Regions from separate parts of the Homo sapiens genome. Here regions 2 and 3 are each linked to region 1. Evidence: read pairs that join two places in POLR2A ChIA-PET (ENCODE). Cell type or tissue: PC-3. All regions are shown on one strand.

The links. ChIA-PET counts read pairs that join two places held together with the same protein. Peaks named below come from ENCODE experiments on the same cell type or tissue, not always from the same donor. Only the 100,000 strongest peaks of a DNase experiment are listed, where the experiment ranks them.
Region 2: POLR2A ChIA-PET joins it to region 1 with 9 read pairs; 2 of 35 experiments call an interaction of 5 or more read pairs at or near these places.
Region 3: POLR2A ChIA-PET joins it to region 1 with 6 read pairs; 1 of 35 experiments calls an interaction of 5 or more read pairs at or near these places.

The regions. Positions count from the first base shown.
Region 1 is chr1:9,073,227-9,077,226 of GRCh38, forward strand. It overlaps a transcript of SLC2A5 not described here. Among named protein-coding and RNA genes, the nearest start is that of SLC2A5, 5.6 kb to the left of the region's middle. RefSeq lists an enhancer at 3,066-3,155. In PC-3, no CTCF peak of the experiment used is centred here; a DNase peak (open chromatin) is centred at 2,035; H3K4me3 peaks cover 738 bases; H3K27ac peaks cover 479 bases.
Region 2 is chr1:9,672,779-9,676,778 of GRCh38, forward strand. All of the region lies in intron 1 of PIK3CD (phosphatidylinositol-4,5-bisphosphate 3-kinase catalytic subunit delta), which reads left to right. All of the region lies in intron 1 of PIK3CD-AS2 (PIK3CD antisense RNA 2), which reads right to left. Among named protein-coding and RNA genes, the nearest start is that of PIK3CD-AS2, 13 kb to the right of the region's middle. In PC-3, no CTCF peak of the experiment used is centred here; no DNase peak of the experiment used is centred here; H3K27ac peaks cover 510 bases.
Region 3 is chr1:8,317,327-8,321,326 of GRCh38, forward strand. It overlaps SLC45A1 (solute carrier family 45 member 1), which reads left to right and starts at 788. Exons shown (of 9, transcript NM_001080397.3): 1 at 788-860. RefSeq lists a silencer at 618-897. In PC-3, no CTCF peak of the experiment used is centred here; no DNase peak of the experiment used is centred here; H3K4me3 peaks cover 1,083 bases.

The DNA.
Region 1 (4,000 bases):
CCTCCCCATCCATAAATCCATTTGGTCAGTGCCTCTTCTGTAGTAATAGAATTGGGAACAAGACCTGCGGCTGCCCAAAATAAAGACATTTCCCCATTGCTCTTGCAGTCAGTACAGACATAAAGTTCCGCTTAATGCAGTGTATGCAAGATGCCATATGGCAGGCAGCTTCCAGAAACTTTGCTCTCTTAGCTTTGCCTATTTCTCCATCCTGCTTCCTGGAATGTAGATGCCACCAGCTTGGGCCTTGAGATTGAAGCCCCACAGGACAGAGCACCAAGCTAGGAGGAGCTGGGGCCCCTTACCCTGTGGAGCACCATCCCAGCTCCCCACCACCAACTTGACTTAGTAGGGAAGAAAAATACTTCATTTTGTTTTCTGTCACTTGCAGCTGAAACCGTTTCTCACTGGTAGAACTATTAAATGGATGCCTGAAAATCTGTTAGGACAGAAAACAGGAAGATATTCTACCAAAGCCCCTGGTGGTGCAAATGGTGGAGTCTCTTCTGCCTCACTCAGTACATGCTTCTGTACTGTGAGTTAGTTAGTTCATTTGCAGATGGTAAACAAGAGAATGCTGGCCGGGCGCGGTGGCTCACGCCTGTAATCCCAGCACTTTGGGAGGCCAAGGCAGGCGGATTACAGGAATTCAAGACCAGACTGGCCAACATGGTGAAACCCGGTCTCTATTAAAAATACAAGAATTAGCCAGGCTTGGTGGCGGGAGCCCGTAACCCCACCTACTCAGGAGGCTAAGGCGGGAGAATCGCTTGAACCCAGGTAGTGGAGGTTGCAGTGGGCTGAGATCAAACCACTGCACTTCAGCCTGGGTGACAGCGCAAAACTCCATCTCCAAAAATTAAAAAAAAAAAAATACGTCAGTAGAATGCAGAAATTGTGTTTGTGTTCTTAGCAGCATGTTCATATAATAGTTTGAGGTGGTGGTGGAGCGGAGGGGGGCAAGCATTCTCTCAATGAAAGAGCAAGGCTTAGCAACTGTAAACCAAAAAGTATCTGAGACAGGTCTCAATCAATTTAGAAGTCTATTTTGCCAAGGTTAAGGACATGCCCAGAAGAAAAAAGCAGAATCTCAGAAATAGTCTGTGGTCTGTGCCTTTCTCCAAAGATGATTTTGAGGGCGTCGATATTTAAAGAAAAGCTGGCTGGAGGGGAAAGAGGGAGAGTATGGTAACCTACATGTTACAAGAGAAAAGGTACAAGTAGAGGAATCAGCAATTACATGTCTGTCTCTTGCTCAGTAAATCAGCACTTTACATAAAGTGAGGTGAACACAGAGTAGCTACTTGTGGGGATACTTAACCTTTTATCTGTCGCTGTCTGCTTAGGAACATAAGGAAAGACAGCTCCTTGCATGACTCAGCTTTCAGCTTAATTTTGTTTTTCCTTTTTGGCAGAGTGAATTGGGGTCCTGAGTTTTTTATTTTCCTTTACACAACATATGAAGACCTTAAAGAGAAAACGCTGAAAATTCTGCAGGGCTCTGGGCTGGTTTTGTGATTTCAAGAAGCGCTTTCTCCTGTAATCCCAGCATTTTGGGAGGCTGAGGCAGGAGGATCGCTTGAGCCCAGGAGTTCGAGACCAGCCTGGGCAACACAGTGAGACCTTATCTCTACAAATAATCAAAAATTATCTGGGTGTGGTGGTGTGCACCTATAGTCCCAGCTACTTGAGAGGCTGAGGCAGAAGAATTGCTTGAGCCAGGAACTTCAGGCTGCAGTGAGATGTGACTGAGCCACAGAACTCGGCTTGAGCAACAGAGTGAGATCCCATCTCAAAAAACAAAACAAAAAAAAAAAGAAGTGCTTTCCAAGCTTTCTGTGGAGTCCTAATTAGGGAAAAGGAGTCAGGTTGGCAGCACCAGGGGAAAGCAAAAGAGAAAGCAAATAAGCTATAAATCTGCCTCTCTTCATGGTCCACAACAGATAAACAAAGAGGAAGCAGATGAGTTATAGGTCTGTCTGTGTTTATGTCCCAGGAAGTGTAGCCCTCCTGAGCAAATAACACACATAACTCACAGACTTCCCGTTTCACATCAAACACCTCAATTTATCAAACATCCCGGTTGACAGAAGAAGGCAGGTTAGCTCCTGCAGCCGTGGCGTAATCCAACATCCCAAGAGCCATCCTATAAAATCTCCAGCAAGCCTGTTTCCTTGCAGTCCGCTCCTCTTCTGCTGATACCGCCCGTTGCCTCCTTGCAACATATTTTCCTACTTTCTCTAATAAATCTATCTTTCTCTACCTACAACTGTCTTGGTAAATTCTTTTACTCCCGTGCCACTGGCCCAGACAGTTGTCACTCCCCTGTGACCCTTTCAATAATCTTAAACTAAATGGTGGAGTTAGCAGGACAGTTGAAGATATTTTCATATGTAATTTGTTTGTTTTAATTGATTATAGCCTGCATTGGATTTTCAATTTTTTTTTTTTGAGACGAAGTCTCACTCTTGTCCCCCAGGCTGGAGTGCAATGGCATGATCTCAACTCACTGTAACCTCGGCCTCCCAAGTTCAAGTGATTCTCCTGCCTCAACCTCCCAAGTAGTTGGGATTACAGGCACCTGCCACCATGCCCAGCTAATTTTTGTATTTTTAGTAGAAACGGGGTTTCACCATGTTGGTCAAGCTGGTCTCGAACTCCTGACCTGAGGTGATCCACCCACCTCGGCCTCCCAAAGTGCTGGGATTACAGGCGTGAGCCACCGCGCCCGGCATTTTTTTTTTTTTGAGACGGAGTCTCACAGTGTTGCCCAGGCTGGGGTGCAGTGGCACAATCTCAGCTCACTGCAACCTCCACCTCCCAGATTCAAGCGATTCTCTTGCCTCAGCCTCCCGAGTAACTGGAATTACAGACGCACGCCACTACGCCTGGCTAATTTTTGTATTTTTAGTAGAGGCGGGGTTTCGCCATGTTGGCCAGGCTGTTCTAGAACTCCTGACCTCAAATGATCTGACCGCCTCGGCCTCCCAAAGTGCTGGGATTACAGGCGTGAGCCACTGCACCTGGCCGGATTTTCAATTTTGATGAAACAGCTCTACTAGGAGTGAAAGGCCCAAAGACCCTAATCTGAGAAGAGAAAGCAGAAGTTCCCCCAGGCGATGGAGATCTGCCCTAGCTGCTGTGCTTATCAAGACTGCATTTATACTTGTTTGTGTTCAGATTGTAAAACCGCATAGGATTCAAGTGGTCCTTGCCAGTCATTTCTCCCCTTAAGCCCTGTTATTTTGATGTGCCACTTGGCAGAATGTCATGTTCTTTAGGAACAGGTATATCACATGATAGCAGAAATGCCTATATGTGCCTTTGATGCACAAAACGGGGTTGCTATCAAGGTGGTGTCTATATTTGGCTTGCTTGATTGATGGGGAGAGGAAATGGCTCTTGGCCACACCCATTTATTAATCTAAAGGAAAAAACTGAGGTGAAATCCATACAAGTAGAGAGTTTATTTGGGCCAAGTTTGAGGACTGCAACCCAGGAGCATAGATTCAAGTTGCCCTGAATTTATGTTCCTATCAGCAATAGTTACAAGTGTGGTGTTTTTTTTGTTTTTTTTTTTGAGATGCAGTCTCACTCTTGTTGCCCAGACTGGAATGCAGTGGCGTGATCTCGGCTCACTGCAACCTCCGTCTCCCGGGTTCAAGCGATTCTTCTGCCTCAGCCTCCCTAGTAGCTGGGATTACAGGCGCCTGCCACCACGCATGGCTAATTTTGTATTTTTAGTAGAGATAGGGTTTCACCATGTTGGCCAGGCTGGTCTCGAACTCCTGACCTCGTGATCCGCTCGCCTCAGCCTCCCAAAGTGCTGGGATTATAGGCATGAGCCACCATGCCAAGCCTTACAAGTGGGTTTTTAAAAGAAAAAAGGAAGGCTGGACATGGTGGCCCATGCCTATAATCCCAGCACTTTGGGAGGCTGAGGCAGGCAGATCGCTTGAGCTCAGGAGTTCAAGACTAGTCTGGCCAAAATGGTAAGATA
Region 2 (4,000 bases), 600 kb after region 1:
AACTGACTTTGGTTCAGGTAGAGAATTATTAAGATGCATTACCTCAAATGTAAACATTTTATTTTATTTTTTTCCGTGGCTAGCCGCACAGAGTCCTATATACCTCTCCAGCAGCACTCACCTGGAGAAGCTGCTATGGATGCCAGCTACTGTTATTTCTCCCTTCCCAATAAATATTTCATTTTCACTTAAAATATGTCAGTGTACATTGGTTCCCTGATCTGCTCTCAGATGGCCAAGGGCTTATGTTTGAGTAGGTCACAGGTTCATCTTTCTGTATGAGGCGTACATGCAACGTATAATCCACTTTTTTAATCCTACTTTTTTTTTTTTTTTTTGAGACAGGGTCTCGCTCTGTCACCTAGGCTGGAGGGCAGTGGTTCACTCACGGTTTTCTGCAGCCTTGACCTCCTGGGCTTAACCCATCTTCCTGCCTCAGCCTCCTAAGTAAGCAGGGATCACACACACCTGGCTAATTTTTTTATTTTTTTAATTTTTTGAAACAGAGTCTCCCTCTGTCGCCCCGGCTGGCGTGTAATGGTGCGATCTCAGCTCACTGCAACCTCTGCCTCTCTGGTTCAAGCAAACCTCTTGCCTCAGCCTCCCGTGTAGCTAGGATTACAGTCGTGCACAACGCCACATCTGGCTAATTTTTGTATTTTAGCAGAGATTGGTTTTCACTATGTTGTTCGGGCTGATCTCGAACTCCTGACTTCAAGTGATCCACCCACCTTGGCGTCCTAAAGTGCTGGGATTACAGGCATGAGCCACCATGCCTGGCCTTGGCTAATTTTTTTGATTTTTAGTAGAGACGAAGTCTGGCTATGTTGCCTAGGCTGGTCTCGAACTCCTGGGCTCAAGCATTCCTCCCAGCTCAGCCTCCCGAAGTGCCGGAATTGCAGATGTGAGCCACAGCGCCCGGCCTTCCTTCTACATTTTAATAATTCCTGCTGAGATTTTACAGTTGTCTTGCCTGGTCTAATTCCATAATTCTACAGGAAGTTTGTTTTATTGGGTGACTTGTCTTTTACTAGGTTTCTGAAGCACTCAGCTTTGTTTTCTTCATGGAATCAGCTCCTTTCACACCCAGGGTGCACCCTCTTATGTAATAATTACATTATATGATTACACAGGTAAACAACTGCCATCCGATTGGAGCAGGCATGGCGACCTCTGTGGGCATGCAGAGACAGGAAGGAAGGCTCGACTCCATGGCACCCCGGGGGTGGTCAGCACGTAGAGGCCATTGGCCAGGGTGTTTGGTAAGGGCATGGAGAGCGCCATTCACCCCTGATTCTGCTAGGTAGGAGTCAGGGTAAGTCGTAGGGATCACAGAGCCTGGGCCAGAGGCAGGTTCAACTTAGAAATCCCTCCGGGACTAGGGGAAGCCCTCACTCTGAGAATGAGCACATGCTCCAGAAAGGGGGCATCAGGTAAAGTTTCTTTTCCCGTGGGTCCTGTCAGTAGCATTTGTACTTAGGAGCTTTGCCGTTTGCCAGCTGAAAGTTGCCATTTTCATTAACGTAGCTTGCCGTTTCTGTATCTAATAACAACAAACACTTTTGTAATATGTACCCTGTGCCAGGCAGTGTACTGGGCACTTTGAAAATACGAAGGTTGGCCGGGCGCGGTGGCTCATGCCTGTAACCCCAGCACTTTGGGAGGCCAAGGCGGGTAGATCACCTGAGGTCAGGAGTTCTAGACTGGTCAAGACCAGTCTGACCAATATGGTGAAACCTTGTCTCTACTAAAAATACAAAAATTAGCCGGGTGTGGTGGTGGGTGTCTGTAATCCCAGCTACTCGGGAGGCTGAGACAGGAGAATTGCTTGAACCGGAGAGGTGGAGGCTGCAGTGAGCTAAGATCATGCCACTGCACCACTCCAGCCTGGGCGACAGAGCGAGACTCCGTCTCAAAAAAAAAAAAAAAAAAGAAACAAAAAGAAAAGAGAGAAAAGGAAAATACTAAGCTAGCCGGACACTGTGGTTCATGCTTGTAATCCCAGCACTTTGGAAGGCTGAGGTGGGCAGATTGCTTGAACTCAGGAGTTTGAGACTAGCCTGGGCAACATGGCAAAACCCCATCTCTACAAAAAAATACAAAAATTAGCCAGGTATGATGATGCACACCTGTAGTCCCAGCTACTCCAGAGGCTGAGGTGGGAGGATCGCTGCTTGAGCCTGGGAGGCAGAGGTTGCAGCGAGCCGAGATTGCACCACTGCACTCTAGCCTGGGCAATGTAAAAAAAAAAAAAAAAAAGAGAGAGAGAGAAAGAAAGAAAGAAAGAAATGCTAAGCTAATTAGCCTTATGACAACCCTGTTTGAGGCCGGGCGCGGTGGCTCACACTTGTAATCCCAGCACTTTGGGAGGCCGAGGCGGGCGGATCACGAGGTCAGGAGATCGAGACCATCCTGGCTAACACGGTGAAACCCCGTCTCTACTAAAAATACAAAAAAATTAGCCGGGCGTGGTAGCGGGCGCCTGTAGTCCCAGCTACTCGGGAGGCTGAGGCAGGAGAATGGCGTGAACCTGGGAGGCGGAGCTTGCAGTGAGCCGAGATTGCGCCACTGCACTCCCACCTGGGCCACAGAGCGAGACTCCGTCTCAAAAAAAAAAAAAAAAAAAAAAAGACAACCCTGTTTGGTAAGTACTACTGTGATTCCCACTTTACAGATGGGGAAACTGAGGCACAGAAAGGGGAAGTAACTTACCTAAGTCTTACCCAGCCAGAAAGTGGCAGAGGCTGCTCCTAACCCTGCACCATGCTGCCTCCAAACACGGGCTTGTTCCCAGGAAGAAGTGCTGGGTTGGGGGAGGGGAGTCCAGATCCCAGGGAGGAGGACTCAGGAGGCCTCTGGGAGTCAGGCGGCTATGCAGGAGGGGCTTCCTGGCTCTTTTTCACTTGTCCCCTCACCCCCACCCCCCGTCCCCACCTTCCCAGGACTTAGTTGGACTTCCAGGCAGAGTTCCTTGTTTGTTTTTGTTTTGTTTTTTCCTTTTTTTAGAAACAGGGTCTCGCTGTGTCACCCAGTCTGGAGTGCAGTGCTGCGATCATAGTTTACTGCAACCTCAACCTCTTGGGCTCAAGCAATCCTCCTGCCTCAGCCTCCTGAGCAGTTAGGACTACTGTGTGCACCGCCACACCAAGCTAATTTTTTTTTTTTTTTTTGAGACGAAGTCTTGCTCTTGTCCCCCAGGCTGGAGTGCAATGGCACAGTCTCGGCCCACTGCAACCTCTACCTCCCGGGTTCAAGCGATTCTCCTGCCTCAGCCTCCCGAATAGCTGGGATTGCAGGTGCCCACCACCATGCCCAGCTAATTTTTGTATTTTTACTATACATGGGGTTTCACCATGTTGGCCAGGCTGGTCCTGAACTCCTGACCTCGTGATCCACCTGCCTTGGCATCCCAAAGTGCTGGGATTAGAGGTGTGAGCCACCGCACCCAGCCACACCAAGCTAATTTTTAGATTTTTTGTAGATATGGGGTCTTGCTAAGTTGCCCAGGCTGGTCTCAAACTCCTGGGCTCAAGTGATCCTCCCGCCTCAGCCCCCCATAGTGCGTAAGCCACCGTGCCCAGCCTAGTTCCTTGCTCTTGAAGGTCCTTGTGTCTGATGGAGTTGGCGTCTTGGACTCTGATCCTCTACAGCAAGAGTGGGCAGAAGGACGCAGCTCTGGTGCCTGGCCCTTCCCCAGTTGGCCTGGGGTGGTGCCCATTCTCCCCAATGCCAGGGGCAAGCAAGGCCTGGCCTCTACAATCTCAATGGCCTCCTTGCCCAACCCCTAGGCCTCTTTTGGGAAGTTGACCTAGGTGTCCTTGAGCTGGCAGTTGATACCATCTGGCTCCAGTGCACTGGCCTGGGAGAGGCAGTGGTACGGTGGTAAAGAGCAGGCTCCAGAATAAACCTAAACCCACTTCCTTCCCCGTCACCTCCTTGAGTCCCACTTTCCTCATTCATAAAACTGAATGGCTGCCTTCGGGGCTTGTCACAATGTTTA
Region 3 (4,000 bases), 760 kb before region 1:
CTCGCCAACAACCTGATAGAAACCTGCAAGGCCAGCGCCTCTGCAGCCCCACACTCCCTAACCCCTTCTCTAGGGCATTGCCATCTTCTGACATACCATTTATTTTATGTCTTGTTTAATGTGTGTGTGTCTCTCTCTTAAATGTCATGCAGCCGGGTGCGGTGGCTCACACCTGTACTTTGGGAGGCCGAGGCAGAAGGATCACTTGAGCCCAGGAGTCGAGACCAGCCTGGGCAACATAGCAAGGCCCTGCCTCTCTGTATTTTAAAAAATGAAGTAAATAATAAATACATAAAGTATTTATGTATTTACTTACATTACAAAGTTCCCCCAGGGGCGGGAACTTTGCCTTGTTCTTGCGGCATCCCCAGTGCCTTGGACAGCTCCGGGCCCAGAGTCGCGACGCCTCCAGCAGGCCCGGCTGCCCCACTGCGCACATGGGCACAGGCTTGGCACACGCACTGCGGCATTCACGTATCCGCGAACACATGGGTATCTATTTATACATGAAGACACGAAAATGTATTTATTTCTTTTAAAATCAGAAGAAAACGGTGAGAACTGTGAGGCCGGGGGGACGTTTTCCTCCGGGATCCTGGCAGATCCTGCAGACCGCGCCGTCGTGCGCGAAGCACCGGGACGGGCCTCCCGCGGGAAGGGCCCAGGAGGACACCGGGCTCCCCTCCCGCCCGCGGGGCCCCAGACGCGGCGCCGCTTTAAGGCTCCGGGCCCCGCGCGGATGCGGAGGCTGCGGCCGTGACGTCAGCGCCCCGCCCCGGGTGATGCTGCAGCAGCCGGGACCGCGGCCGGGCAGGCAGCAGCCCAGCGGGGACAGGGATGCCTGCCGTCTCCACCCACAGGTACCACCGTCTCCTCCGCGCCCTCCGCCCGCTCTCTGGCTCCGTGCCTGCCGGGGCGCCGCGCCCTGGGCCCCGGGGTAGTCAGGGCGCCGAGACCGGGACCCGAGGCCGGCACGGAGACCTTTGTTCCTCGTGGAAGTCTCATGAATTGCAGAGTCCACGGAGCTCCCCCGTCTCGCCCCTCCGAGGGCAGGAGCCTCGGGCCCAGGGGAGGGTGCCGGCCAGATGGCAGGTGCTCTCATCCTTGCTGGCAAGGGGAGGAGACCCCGGCCTTGGCCCCAGCTCCTGATGCGCTCCTTGAGCCGGAGGCCTGGTCCCTAGTCACCTGGGCAGGTGTCATCCGCTCCCGGCTCACCTCTTGCGTGGGGCTGAGCCCTCTTGTTGACCAGGGGCCTGGCAACGCCCCTCAGCATCCCAGGGTTACTTAGCGAGGGCACCGAGGACTCCCCTTTCCCGAGCGAGTCAGCACCAAGGGGAACGCGCTGAGGTGGAAGCCGTTCAGCTCCTTCTGCCCTCGACAATCAGCAACTTCTCTAATTATTTCTAGAGTGACAGCCGTGCATGTTTTTCAGCTCTTACAGGGAAGCAGAGTCAGGGGCGGAGGAAAGCCACGTTCAGGCTGCACCTGGCCTGGGCTTTTGGGAAAAGTTGGCCCTGGAGTAGGGGTCAAGCTGCCGGAGATGCAAAGTGGGAAACGGCCACGATTCAGTAACTAGCCTATTAAGTGCACCCTCCCAAGTCCGTAGAGCACCTTCCTGGTCCTGGAGGACCTCACTGAAGAATTTTGAGAATGGGTAGAAAGAAGCATGAGGGGTCGGGCGCGGTGGCTCATGCCTGTAATCCCAGCACTTTGGGAGGCTGAGTCGGGTGGATCACCTGAGGTCAGGAGTTCAAGACCAGCCTGGCCAACATGGTGAAACCCCATCTCTACTAAAAATACAAAATTAGCCGGGCGTGGTGGCACATGCCTGTAATCCCAGCTACTTGGGAAGCTGAGGCAGGAGAATCGCTTGAACCCAGGAGGCGGAGGTTGCAGTGAACCCAGATCATGCCACTGCACTCTAGTCTGGGCGATAGAGTGAGACTCCGTCTCAAATAAACAAATAAGCAAATACGCCCTAGGAAGGGAGGTGGCCCAAGGCAACCCCGTGGGGGGAGCTCATTTTCATAACGAGAAGAAAGAAATGAGGAAATGGTTTCCGCTCGTAGTAGGATCATTGTAAGCATTCAAACTACATTGACATTGATTACTTTTATTAATCATTTGCCGCTTAAACTTCCCACAACACAGTTTGAGGAATCTGTTACTTTAAGCATCCTCTGTACTCTGGAAGCACAGTGGACCCCTTGCATAGCCTTCGGGGGATCCAGGGAGATGAGTGGATTTCCTTTTGACCGAGTAAATGGTCATATGGTACAGTAAAGATGGTCTGGCGAATGTTTGTATTTGTGCATGAAAATTAGATTTTATGATCTTAAATTCCACTTTCACCCATTTTTATGGGAACCTTAAAAATGGATTTTTGTTGTTGTTGTTGTTGTTTTTTGAGACAAGAGTCTCACTCTGTTGCCCAGGCTGGAGTGCAGTGGTGCGATCTCAGCTCGCTACAACCTCCACCTCCTGGGTTCAAGCGATTCTCCTGCCTCAGCCTCCGGAGTAGCTGGGATTACAGGCACTCGCCACCATGCCCAGCTAATTTTTTGTATTTTTAGTAGAGACGGGGTTTCTCCATGTTGGCCAGGCTGGTCTCGAACTCCTGAGCTCAGGTGATCCACCCACCTCGGCCTCCCAAAGTGCTGGCATTACAGGCGTCAGCCACTGTGCCCGGTCTCAAAAATGAGTTTCTAAAATTCTTCTTATGATAAACATTTGTGAACAGTTTTTACTAAATGTAGTTTTAATAAAAATGGTAATGCTGATCCCCAGATTTGAAGATGAATCCTTAGTAAAGACTTCTTCTGAGCCAGGATTAAGCTAGGTTTAATTCTGGTTCAGATGCTAGAGAGAAGTTCATTGAGTGTGTGAGGATCTCCCTTCTGCTAGGACAGGCTGCAGTGGGGTGTGGCGGAGGTGGCAGTAGAGTTGTCCTCTTGCAGGTAGAGAAGTGGGCCGTCTACATAGTCCACTTTAAATAAGGTCAAAGAGGCTCCTCTTTTCAAAAAGACACTTCAGGGGCTGGGAATGGTGGCTCATGCCTGTAATTCCAACACTTTGGGAAGCCAAGGCAGGTGGATCACTTGAGCCCAGGAGTTTGAGGCCAGCCTGGGCAACATGGCGAAACCCCATCTCTACAAAAAAATACAAGAATTAGCCTGGTGTGGTGGTGTGCACCTGTAGTTCCAGCTATTTGGGAGGCTGAGGTGAGAGGATCACCTGAGCCCAGGGAGGTTGAGGCTGCACTGAGCGATGATGACTGCACTCCAGCCTGGGCTAGATAGAGGGAGACTCTGTCTGTCTGTCTGTCTGTCTGTCTCTCTCTCTCTCTCTCTGTTTCTCTCTCTCTCTACACACACACACACACACACACACACACACACACACACACACCTGCCATATGCTGTTTAAAGCTGAAGTTTTTCCAAACTGGGCCACAGTTCTTCATTCCAAATTTAAAGGGAAGGTTTCTAATGCACTTAAGTTCACATTATGGTTAAAATGCTGATTAGAAAGAGTGGGAGATATGCCTGTGTGCCTGCAGGTGGGGAGAGGCTGGGCAGAGGGACAGAAAGGGAGATGGCCACTGAGAGCATACGTGGGGCTGTGACCTTTGGGCGGAGTCCGATCCAACCGTCCACCTCACCTGTGCTGGGTCTCGCCTCTGACTCTGAAGGAGATGGTCTTACACAGTGTTGGAACTGGCGCTCTATTTCTGTGCTTTTGATGAATGAAGCTCCAGGGGATGCTAACTGCTGCTTGGGGTTTTGAAAGGAAGACCTGCCAATCACCAGGTTTTACCATGCAGAAGTGCTTGAGCTAGGCCAGTGAGGAACATAAATAAGCTTAGCTTCTTAAACATGTTAATCTTGATTTACTCCTTATAAATGAATTCTATTTCAAATGAAGTATTACTTGTCTACATGGTTCTTAGGTTCATCTGTTCTCTTCCTACAGGAAAGCGTGGTATTTTCCAAAGCCACAG